Regions from separate parts of the Mus musculus genome. Here region 2 is linked to region 1. A link is a contact called in ENCODE POLR2A ChIA-PET data. All regions are on one chromosome and are shown on one strand. The core of a region is the stretch at or near the end of the contact, and the rest is flanking DNA. Distances in the headings are between cores, read along the strand shown.

What was found. ChIA-PET counts read pairs that join two places held with the same protein, here RNA polymerase II (POLR2A).
Region 2: POLR2A ChIA-PET joins it to region 1 with 13 read pairs in Patski. The contact joins the promoter of Mrpl43 here to the enhancer-like site in region 1. POLR2A ChIA-PET finds 5 or more read pairs at or near these places in 2 of 5 experiments (Patski and embryonic stem cell).

Annotation. Positions count from the first base shown.
Region 1 is chr19:44,912,555-44,918,298 of GRCm38, forward strand. No RefSeq gene overlaps it. Among named protein-coding and RNA genes, the nearest start is that of Slf2, 16 kb to the right of the region's middle. Within about 2 kb of position 2,442, at least 1 of the 3 ENCODE cell types and tissues checked has a DNase peak (open chromatin) inside an H3K27ac peak, as active enhancers do.
Region 2 is chr19:45,002,831-45,008,574 of GRCm38, forward strand. Mrpl43 (mitochondrial ribosomal protein L43) reads right to left here and starts at 3,612. Exons shown (of 3, transcript NM_053164.3): 1 at 3,434-3,612; 2 at 3,233-3,339; 3 at 2,184-3,110. The coding sequence starts at 3,564. The coding sequence ends at 2,869. Twnk (twinkle mtDNA helicase) reads left to right here and starts at 3,728. Exons shown (of 5, transcript NM_153796.4): 1 at 3,728-5,545. The coding sequence starts at 4,300. Sema4g (sema domain, immunoglobulin domain (Ig), transmembrane domain (TM) and short cytoplasmic domain, (semaphorin) 4G) reads left to right here. Exons shown (of 15, transcript NM_011976.1): 15 at 1-565.

The DNA.
Region 1 (5,744 bases), core at 1,192-3,691:
GTCCCAAAGGGCCAACTTCAACATCTAGAGATTTCTATGGTGTAAAGCCTCCCATTTGCCCAGTGTCCCTAAAAACAAAAACAAAAACAACAAAAAAGCAAAAAACGAAACCAACAGGTTAAGACAGACATGACAATCAGTCCTAGAGAACTGAGACTCCAACATACCCATCCTGTGGATAAATTCTACCCCAGCTGCATAGCTGTTGGTGAGGCACTGAGAACAATGAGACAGTCCTTCAGAAGTCTTCTTAGTTAATTTTCAAGGGGTCTGTTGAGTGGAAAAAACATAAAACATATATTGATAAAATTTGTATTTGTGTACATATTCTAATTGCACGATTATATGAATTAAAGAGGAGCTAAGAGAAAAGTTAAATAAGCCCATAGTTATGTAATACACGGGTATATGTATTTAAAAAAAATTTAGAGAGGGTTTCACTATATAGCCCTTGATGGCCTGGAACTGGTTATATAGACCATCATGAAGATCTGCCTGCCTCTGCCCCTCTGCCCCTCTGCCCCTCTGCCCCTCTGCCCCTCTGCCTCTCTGCCTCTCTGCCTCTGCCTCTCCTCTGCCTCTGCCTCTGCCTCTCTGCCTCTGCCTCTACCCCTCTGCCCCTTTGCCCCTCTGCCTCTCTGCCCCTCTGCCCCTCTGCCCCTCTGCCTCTCTGCCTCTGCCTCTGCCTCTGCCTCTGCCTCTGCCTCTACCTCTGCCTCTCTGCCTCGCTCTGCCTCTGCCTCTCTGCCTCTCTGCCTCTCTCTGCCTCTGCCTCTCTGCCTCTCTGCCTCTCTGCCTCTCTGCCTCTCTGCCTCTCTGCCTCTCTGCCTCTGCCTCTGCCTCTCTGCCTCTGCCTCTCTCTGCCTCTGCCTCTCTGCCTCTCTCTGCCTCTGCCTCTCTGCCTCTCTCTGCCTCTGCCTCTCTGCCTCTGCCTCTCTGCCTCTCTGCCTCTGCCTCTCTGCCTCTGCCTCTCTGCCTCTCTCTGCCTCTCTGCCTCTCTCTGCCTCTGCCTCTCTGCCTCTGCCTCTCTGCCTCTCTGCCTCTCTCTGCCTCTCTGCCTCTGCCTCTCTGCCTCTCTCTCTGCCTCTCTGCCTCTCTGCCTCTCTGCTTCTCTGCCTCTCTGCCTCTGCCTCTCTGCCTCTCTGCCTCTCTGCCTCTCTGCCTCTCTGCCTCTCTCTCTGCCTCTCTGCCTCTCTGCCTCTCTGCCTCTCTGCCTCTCTGCCTCTCTGCCTCTCTGCCTCTCTGCCTCTCTGCCTCTCTGCCTCTCTGCCTCTCTGCCTCTCTGCCTCTCTGCCTCTCTGCCTCTCTGCCTCTCTGCCTCTGCCCCTCTGCCCCTCTGCCTCTGCCTCTGCCTCTGCCTCTGCCTCTGCCTCTGCCTCTGCCTCTGCCTCTGCCTCTGCCTCTGCCTCTGCCTCTGCCTCTGCCTCTGCCTCTCCTCTGCCTCTCCGCCTCTGCCTCTGCCTCTGCCTCTGCCTCTGCCTCTGCCTCTGCCTCTGCCTCTGCCTCTGCCTCTGCCTCTGCCTCTGCCTCTGCCTCTGCCTCTGCCTCTCCTCTGCCTCTCTGCCTCTGCCTCCTCTGCCTCTCCGCCTCTGCCTCTCCTCTGCTGTGCGGGAATTAAGGGCATGCACCACCATACTTGTCCTATATAGAAATATTGTCAGCTAAGAAAGAAAGAAATGAATTATATTGAGCCTCTTACATCTGCCCAGTTCCTTATCAGGCTGTGGATAGCAGACCCTTTGGAATATAGGAACGTGTGAGACATAGTTCCATCCTTTGGTTCAGATAGAAATGTAAAAGCCAATACAAGGAAATGTATTATCTGTAATTTGGTGTGAACTAAATACAATATAGGGACAAATAAAATAAAGGTGGACATTTTACAAAAACTAAGCACACTGCTCCTCCTTAAGCCTTCTTTGGCCCAAGTTCGCTGCCTGGACAGACACCCCCACTTCCAGAAAACTGCTCTAGGTTGGACCCACTTTCTTCTCATGAAGGAATGACCTTGCAGGCCTCTTTAGCTCCCTGTACCCTGCCTGTCCCTAAAGATATCTTTCAGCTTTTACTGTTTTACTTGGTAACTGATTTACTGCTAATCACCATGGAAACGGGGGTAGAAAATGTGAAGAAGAAACAGGAAGCCACACCGAGTAAAGAATTTTCCCGGTGATACAAGGCTTGGTTCTGGGGACCGGCTCTTCCTTTCCAGCATGGCTCCCGGAAGGCTTCTCTGGGTACTACCCATCTGTCCCAGAGCCCCATTTTCCTCCCCATTTTCCCTCTCCTTGGGTAACCTAGGGGAAGATCTATTACTTCAAGGAGGCTCAGTTCTTCTAGGCCTGTCTTTCACTGAGGTTTTTGTCTTGAGATAGCACAAGGGGGGCGGGAGGAGGCAGACAGCAATCTGTGTCTCCGAGCCAGGGTTATTAGCTAAATCCCTGTAAATCCCAGTTGGCCCCAGCAGCCTTTCTCCAGGAAGTCCCAGCCCCTAAGGAATGTTCCTCCCAGAGAGGCCTCTCAGCTGGTGAAAATTCCTCCCGCCAATGCATAGCTCTACCACCTGAGAACTGTAGTCTCCTTATGGCTAGTAGGGGCTACCTCACTGCAGTCACAAAACTGGTGAGCATCATTGGCCAGAGAAAGGGTAGCTTACCTCCACGGTTTTATTTGTTTATTATTTTTTAATAATAATTAAATAATTTATTTTGTTTATTATTAATTTGTTTATTATTATTCGTCGTTTTTGTTTAGCCTGTGTTTTGAGACATGGTCTCATGATGTAGCTGTAGCTGGCTTGGAACTTGCTATGTAGACCAGGCTGGCCTCAGACTCATAGACATCAATCTGCCTCTGACTCCTGAGTGCTGGGATTAAAGGCCTGTGCTACCATACTGAGCCGTCTTGTTTTAAGACTTATTTGTTTTTCTTTTATTTATATGGGTGTTTTGTTTATATATGTCCCACATGCATGCAATGCCCAAGTAGGCAAAAAGAGGGTGTTGGATCACCTGAAACTGGCTGTGAGCTGCTGTGTGGGTGCTGGGAACCGAACTAAGGTCTTACTGCTGATTCGTCTCTGCAGTCCCTTTTTTGTTTTTGAGACAGTCTCATATAGCTCAGGCTAACCTCACACTTAAGATGTAGTAAGGGCTGGCCTTGAACTGCTGATTCTCTTGCCTCTGCTTCAAGAGTGCTGGGATCAGAAGCAAGCACGACAATGCCTGGCTGTTACCTCAAAGTTAATCATGGCACTGTGGTTTGGGGTTGGGGGATGCACACTCCACACACAGTATGTCTGTAGAAGTCAGAGGACAGCTTTCCTGGGAGGGTTCTTGCCTTCCACCTTGTTGGGCAGGGTCTCTCATTTCTGCTACTTCACAGGGTACTTTAGGCTACCTGGACTTCCAGGCAACTTTCCTGTTTCTGCAACCTGCCTCACTGTCGGAGTATAGGATCGCGATGCCTACTCTGGGTCAGTGTTTTACATGGGTTCTCAGGATTAAATTCAGGTCATCAAGTTTTGGAGACACACGCTTTTACCTCATGTGTCAGACTCAGCTTTGTTTTGTTTTGTTTTAACTCACTGTTATACATATTTCATTGATTATATCCAATTTTTTACATTTATCTAGCTTCAAGCTTCTTCAGGCATTTATATAAAGTACTAAATTGCACAAGAAAACATCCAGAAGGATTGTTGCTGTGGTTTTTCTGTTCCCCCAAGACAGGGTTTCCCTGTATAGCCTTGGCTGTCCTAGAACTCTGTAGTCCAGGCTAGCCTCGAGCTCAAGAGATCTTCCTGCCTCTGCTTCCCAAGTGCTGAAATTTAAAGTGTGCACCACCTCCGCCTGGCAGAAGGATTGCTTACAGAGGCAAAGGACATAGTTTCATTAGTAGATCCAATATCAATTCCATGGATCAGTAAGCTGAAAATGTAAAATGGAGAATGTACGTTTTTCACGTCTTTCCTTTCCATTTTCCTTTCTTTCTTTTTTTTTTTTTTTTTTTTTTGGTTTTTCGAGACAGGGTTTCTCTGTATAGCCCTGGCTATCCTGGAACCCACTTTGTAGACCAGGCTGGCCTCGAACTCAGAAATCTGCCTGCCTCTACCCCCCGAGTGCTGCACGCCCGGCTCTTTGTCTTCTTTTGAGATGGGGGTCTCTACAGTGCTTAGCACACCAAGCAATCCTCCTGCCTCTGCTTCCTGAGTACTTGCAACTGTGGACATTTTTTTTTCAACTCAGAGTTTAGAGTCTTTTTTTTTTTTTTTTTTTTTTTTTTGGGGGGGGTTTTCTCTGTGTAGCCCTGGCTGTCCTGGAACTCACTCTGTAGACCAGACTGGCCTCCAACTCAGAAATCCACCTGCCTCTGCCTCCCAAGTGCTGGGATTAAAGGCGTGCACCGCCACTGCCCAGCAAGTTTAGTCTTAATAACCAGAATGCCAACTGAACCCAGACGGACTGGGCTGAGGGTGGGGGTGAGGCAGCAATGGGGCCAGAGGTCAGAGGCGGCAGGTGGGGAGAAAAAGATGCTATTCCTGCACTCGAAGCCTAAAGTGGAGGTTAAGACTATGCATCACACATCACTATAGAGTCAGCTATCCCTGGACAAGGCCTAACTACCCGCTGCTGGCAATTTGTTTTGATTTTAATCTTCACTGTTCCTGGCTACAAATGCTCATTTGTAAGCATATCAAAAAGAGAAGTAGGCAAAGTAAAAGTGGACTTCCCAGCCCTCAGAGGAGTAACTACAATGGTGTTCAAGTACATGTGGCCAGATTCGTTTCTCTGCAGAAATGGACACATTTTATGCATAGATTTGTAAACTGTAAATTGTTACAAAATTCTTATAGTAGAACCTGTGGCCACTTAGAGCAGGAGTTCTCAACCTGTGAGTTGCAACCCCTTTAGGGGTTAATAACCCTTTCACAGGGGTCATCTAAGACCATCAGATAACACAGATATTTACAGTATGACTCATAACAGCAGCAAAATTACAGTTATAAAGTAGCCATGAAATAATTTTATGGTTGGAAGTCACCAAAACATAAGAAGTATATTAAAGAGTTGCAGCATTAGGAAGGCTGAGAGGCACTGTTGTAGAGTTAAGCAGCCTTTTTTTTTTTTTTTTTTTTGGTTTTTCGAGACAGGGTTTTTCTGTGCAGCCCTGGCTGGCCTTGAACTCAGAAATCCGCCTGCCTCTGCCTCCCACCACACCCGGCTGAGTTAAGCAGTCTTATGCCTGCAGTTAACTGTGTTCCCTCATCTTACCTACATATGCATTAAAGACGTAGGCTGGAGAGACAGCTCTGAGATTTAAGGTGTTTACTGCTCTTCCAGAGGACCCAAGTTCCCAGCAACCACGTGGTGGCTCAGCAACTCCAGTTCCAGGGAATATGACACCCTCTTCTGACCTCCTCTGACACTGCGTATACATGGTACACAGGCAAAACTATAAAATAAAAAGGAATACGTCTTTTTTTTTTAAATTCTAAACAATAAGCAAGCAAAATGCTCAAGTTTCCACTTTTCCTCTAATGGTGACCTCAGTGCTCTTTTAGAAGACGCATTCTCTCAAAATGATTATTGTTCTTCCTCCAAATGGTAGCCTGTCTGGTGCAAGGCCTGGATTTATCTCCAGCATCACAAATAAGTAACAGCAAAAGTTGTGGCTCCTCCCGCCTTTCTTGTCTAAATTACATGCAAAGTGGATAATCTACCAAAGCACACAATATACATTAC
Region 2 (5,744 bases), core at 2,362-4,861, 91 kb after region 1:
GATATTTCAAAGGAAGATTTCCCTTCCCATTTATCGGTCCTCACTGAACTAGGACAAGTGGCCAACACTGCACTCAATGAGCCAGCTTCCCTCTTAGGGACCAAGTGATTGCTTCTCCTAGGCCAGAGCAGGAGGAAGTGATCTGCTATCTCACCTGGCACATGAAGCCCACTCCTGGAACTATGCAAAGGGCAGAGGCTGGGCGTGTGGATGCTTGGCTCCCATCCCTGTCCTACCTCACCAGGGCACTTTCAAGGTCCAAGGGCCTCAGATGTCTCCAGGCCCACATGGGACAATCAACCCTGACTGAGCCCCCCATTCCTCTTGGGTGAGGATGACTGTTATTTTTGTAGCTGAGAACGTGGAACCCCACGAGTTTTTACTGTCCTTCACCCATACCTCTCCCACCTCCACCCCACAATGAATGTATTTATTGTGAGAATGGCTGTACTTCTTCAGGAATGCCCCCACTCATCACCCAGGTGGGTGGAACAGGCATGTGATGGAATGGGGAGCCTGGGCTCTGCTCCTCCTGACATTGGCTAATAAATGCCCTCTTTCCCCACAGCTTTGAGTGTCTGCTTGGTCTAGACTGGCTTTACCAGAAACAGATTTCTGGCTTATGGAGAAGGTGCTCCAGAGATTTCTTCATCTAGGGGTAGCTTTGGGAATGAGATCTGCTTCTGCCTTTGCTGAGTCGGGCAGGTACAGGGACCATGAGTTAGGGGCTCATTTTACTCCCTGATGATGATGTTAAGGGGGACAAAATCAGAGCGGCTCAAGAAGTCACAAGGATTCCCAGCGTTTGCTCCTGGCCCCCCTCCTGTATCTTTGCAGACAGGGAATCTCACTGTTATTTGAGCTGTTGCCAGCTCCTAGATCTGTGCAACTACTGATGCACAATAACAGCTCCTTGTTGTGTGTGTGCACATATGCTTGACCATGCCAGGGTGCATATGTGCAGGTCAGAGGACAAGGCCAGAGAACCTGTTTGCTGCTTCTCTCACTATGTGAGATCTAGGGGGACCAAACTCAAGTGGCCAGGGATTGCCTTTATATATCGAGCCATCTACCCAGCTCTGCCTTTATATCCTGAGCCATCTACCCAGCTCTGCCTTTTTTTTTTTTTTTTTTTTAAAAAGACATGGTCTTACTGTGTAGTCCTCACTGGCTTAGAACCCTCTATGTAGACTAGGTTGGCCTTGAACTCATCTATCTGGCTGCCTCTGCCTTTCAAGTGTTGGTGATTAAAAGCTGTACCACCACATGAAGGCCTTTCCCTTCCCTCTCTGACTCCCCACTGCCTGATACCCTTAAACACCATGAACCCTGGAACCATCCAGGTCCCCAGAACCATAACAGACGGTCACTGATTGCTGTGTGGTTGCTGAGCATTGAACCCCAGGCCTCCAGAAGAGCAGCAAGTGGTTTTAACCCCTGAGCCACCTTGCAGCCCTTGCCTTGATTACCGTAAGTCTGGAAGCCGCTTCCTGCTGGCTGTGCTCCTCCCCAAGCTTTTCAGCACGTCCCACTCCTCCATCCAGGGAGAGACATGGCTCCGTTCTGTGAGGGGACCTGCTCTGAGATGCTGAGTCACACTGCCTTTGACACTAACCATTGAAAGGTTTTATGTTCTGCTTCTAGTTTGGAGTTAAAAGACTGGCTTATGCTGAAACTACGCCTACACCGTGAGCCGAGCACAGTGGCGCACACCGTTAGTCCCAGCACTTGGGAAGCAGAGGCAGACAGGTCTCTGTGAGTTTGAAGCCAGCCTGGTCTACATAGTGATCCTGGACAACCAGAGCTACATAGTGAGATCTACATCTTGAGAAAAAGTACAAATTTTTGAATTGTGACTTTGAGAGGCTAGAGAGATGGCTCAGGTGGATAAAAGACTGACTGTTCTTTTAAAAGACACAAGTGCAATTCCCAGCACCAACATGGTGGCTCACAACTGCCTGTAACTCCAGTTCCAGGGGACCCTACACTGTCTTCTGGCCTCCATGGACACTGCATGCGCACCGTGCACAGAAATACATGCAGGCATGTATTTATACACATGATAGATAATCAATCTTCAAATATAGTCTTTTTTTTTTAAACACTGCTTTTTTTTTTAAAGATTTATTTATTATATGTAAGTACACTGCAGCTGTCTTCAGACACACCAGAAGAGGGAATCAGATCTTCTTACAGATGGTTGTGAGCCACCATGTGGTTGCCGGGACTTGAACTAAGGACCTTTGGAAGAGCAGTCGGGTGCTCTTACCTGCTGAGCCATCTCACCAGCCCCTTCAAATATAGTCTTAATGACTTCAGTTTTCTTTTTCTTTTTTATTTCATTTTTAGTTTTTGAGACTGGGTTGTCCTGGAACTCACTCTGTAGACCAAGCTGGCCTTAAACGCAGAGATTCATCTGCCTCTGCCAACCAAATGCTGGGATTAAAGGTTATGCACTACCAACGCCAGGCTCATCTTCAACTTCCTAAACTGCACACAAACACGGATATAAGGTGCCTTGCCCAATGCCATACCAGCAAGAGCAACAGGGCATCCCGTGTCCTTCAGAAGACAGCCTCCAGACTCTTTCATGTGTTTTGAAGTCATTATTATTCGTATTTCAGAAAACACGGTCCTTGTACAAGTGTTGTACACTTCTCACATCTCAGCTTGCAAGGAGGCCAATTGAATCAGAATTAGGGTATTCACAAGGTCACTGCACCTAGCTACAAGTGGGCAAAGGAAAAGGTTCTTCTTTATCTCAGGCCACGCCCCGGCTGGTAGGCTCCACCCACCTACTCGGCCTGAGCTTGAAATCCAAAAGAGGAACCAATCCTATCCCTCTCACGGTCCAAAGCGCCTGGTTCTTTACTGTGCTTGCATCGAAGCTGGAGCAGAATCCCGGAGTTCTCTGGGCCGCAGCCCGTGGAGGGCAGTCCGTTTGTTGGTGAAGGGGTGCCACTGGCCCTGGATGCTCGGGTTGTCCGTGTGGAAGGGCTTGCGGATGCGGATCACATCCAAGCCGGACTGGTCTGCCAGCTTCTGCACCAACGACTTGATCTCCTCCACCGACTTGCTGTTGACGTTTTCCTCGCGCACAGCCCCATTAACTGGGAGAGGGACGTGGAGGGGATGAGTGGAAGGCGCCAGGTCGGAAATCAGACAAACAGAACGCAGCGGGCAAGCCGGGATCCCGCGCCGCCCACCCCCGCCCTAGCTCGGCCCCACTCACGGTATTCGGCCACTATTCGTGGCATGGCGCACGGGCGCGGGTTCACGTATACTACGACTCCTGGGTTCCGTCGGGCGAAGTCGGTCACCTCGCGTTCCACGAACTCCCTGCGAGACCCGGCGAAGGTGAGTACGGTGGCCCGAACCCAGCCCCATAGCTCCCCGCCTCCCTTTCCGGCGCTCCCGCTTCCGCGTGCCTCACCTGGCGCCGCGGGACGAGGGCGCATCCCGGCTGAGGCTGAGGCTGAGGCGCTGCAGCTGCTGCACGTAACGCCCTAGCCCATTATGGAGGACGCTGGTCAGAAAGCGGCTCGAAGTCCCGCGACCGGTCATGGCTACGGTTAGAGAGCCAGGACGCGGAGCCGGGGGGCGGGACTAACCGGTGACTTCCGGTTCCGGGGTTGTGGCATGGGCGCCCTGGAGAGTTTTGCTTCCGGAGTCACCGCGAGTAGCGCGTGCGAGCGGGCGACCCACGTTGCGGACAGAACACTAGAAAGGAGAGTGGTGACGCGAAGCTGGGGGCGGGAGCGTGGAGCTTTGAAGTGGAGGGCAGAGCAAGGGAGCCAGTGAGGAAGCCGGGCCGGAGCGCGTGACCTCCAGCAGTGTGGAGAGTGCCTGTGAGCGCTGGGGGCTCGGAGCGCCTGGAGTTGGGGTTCAGACGGGATGCAGAAAGCGGTAGAGATGAGGTTAGCCAGGAGAGTCCGTAGAGGGGTAGTAGACGTGAAGAGATGATACAGAGAAGCCGTTTAGATCGAGGGACCGTAGAAGGATCTAGAAGTGAGCTGGTGGAGAGAAATCCGTAAAGGACCTAGAGATAGGAGAATCCTCAGAGAGAGGCGTAGACGCGAAAGGGCAGTGTAGGTGTGTAGGGATGAAGTAGCAATACACAGGCAACCGAGGGGAGTAAGAACTGTGTTCGTGAAGAAGTTTGAGGAGGGATAAAGAGAAAAGCCAGTAGGAGTGATTTCTGCGAGTGCCTTGTAGAAGGTTTCCTAGGGTCTGGTTTAGTGAAGGCACTGAACCAGACAACAAAAGCTTTTGCAGTAGTGGCGTCCCACTCCATTAGGAATGTGGCTTCTTCTCCGACGTGCATATCCCCTCCGGATCTTGCTGCCACTGCGTGGCGAGTGGGTGGGTAGGAGGGGCCTGCCCAGAAGCTTGGCGCCAGGCCCTCCCCGCAGAAGGTACAGAAAAGAAGCGCTCCCAGCCTTAGAGATGCCAGTGTCGCCGGTGACTACGACTGAAATCCGCCAGTATTTACGTGCACATGGGATCCCCTTCCAGGATGGCCACAGCTGCCTTCGAGCACCAAGTCCCTTTGTGGTGTCCTCAGACATCAAAAATGAGAAAAAGGACGCTCCCACTTCCTTCTGCCTCTTCATTGACAAGACCACAGGACACTTTCTTTGCATGACCAGCCTAGCAGAAGGGAGCTGGGAAGACTTGCAGGCCAGTGTGGAGGGACGAGGGGATGGGGCCAAAGAGGGTGTCCTACTTAGGGAAGGCCCAGAAGCTGAGGTTAGGGAGGAGGTCTTGAGGATCTGGAACCGAGCCATACCTCTTTGGGAGCTTCCAGACCCTGAGGAAGCCCAGCTAGCTCGTGTGATGTTTGGCCTTACCAAGGTGACAGATGACACACTCAGGCGATTCAGTGTCCGCTATCTTCGATCTGCTCGAAGTCTGGTCTTCCCTTGGTTCACCCCTGGGAGCTCAGGATTACGTGGCCTGAAGCTACTAGGGGCTGAGGGTCAGGAAAATGGAGTACAGTATGTAGAGACCACCATCCCCCGGCCTGGTGTCTATCACAACCTATTTGGATTACCACTGATCAGCCGGAGAGATACTGAGGTGGTTGTGACAAGTCGTGAACTGGACAGCCTGGCCTTGAGCCAGTCGACGGGGCTGCCAACCCTTTCCCTACCCCGAGGGACAGTCTGCTTACCCCCAGCCTTACTGCCTTACCTTGAACAGTTCCGTCGGATTGTGTTCTGGTTAGGAGATGACCTTCGATCCTGGGAAGCTGCCAAACTGTTTGCTCGAAAACTCAACCCCAAGCGATGCTCTCTGGTGAGGCCTGGGAACCAACAGCCTCGTCCCCTGGAGGCCTTAAACCAAGGCTTAAGTCTTCCCCGTATTCTTCGTACCGCCCTACCTGCCTGGCACAAGTCTATTGTGTCTTTTCGGCAGCTCCGAGAGGAGGTTTTAGGAGAACTGTCAAATGTAGAGCAAGCGGCTGGTGTCCGTTGGAGCCGCTTCCCAGACCTGAATCGTCTGCTGAAGGGACATCGGAAGGGCGAGTTGACGGTCTTTACAGGTGACTCTATAAGATCACTGCTTCGGAGCTGGAGAGACGGCTCAGTGATTAAGAGTACTGGCTGCTTTTGCAGAGGACTTGGAGTTATATTTCCATCACCCATATAGTGGCTCACAACTGTCTGCAGCTCCAGTTCTGGGGGGATTTGATGCCTTCTAAGGACACCAAGCGTACCTGTAATCCATAGACACACATGCAG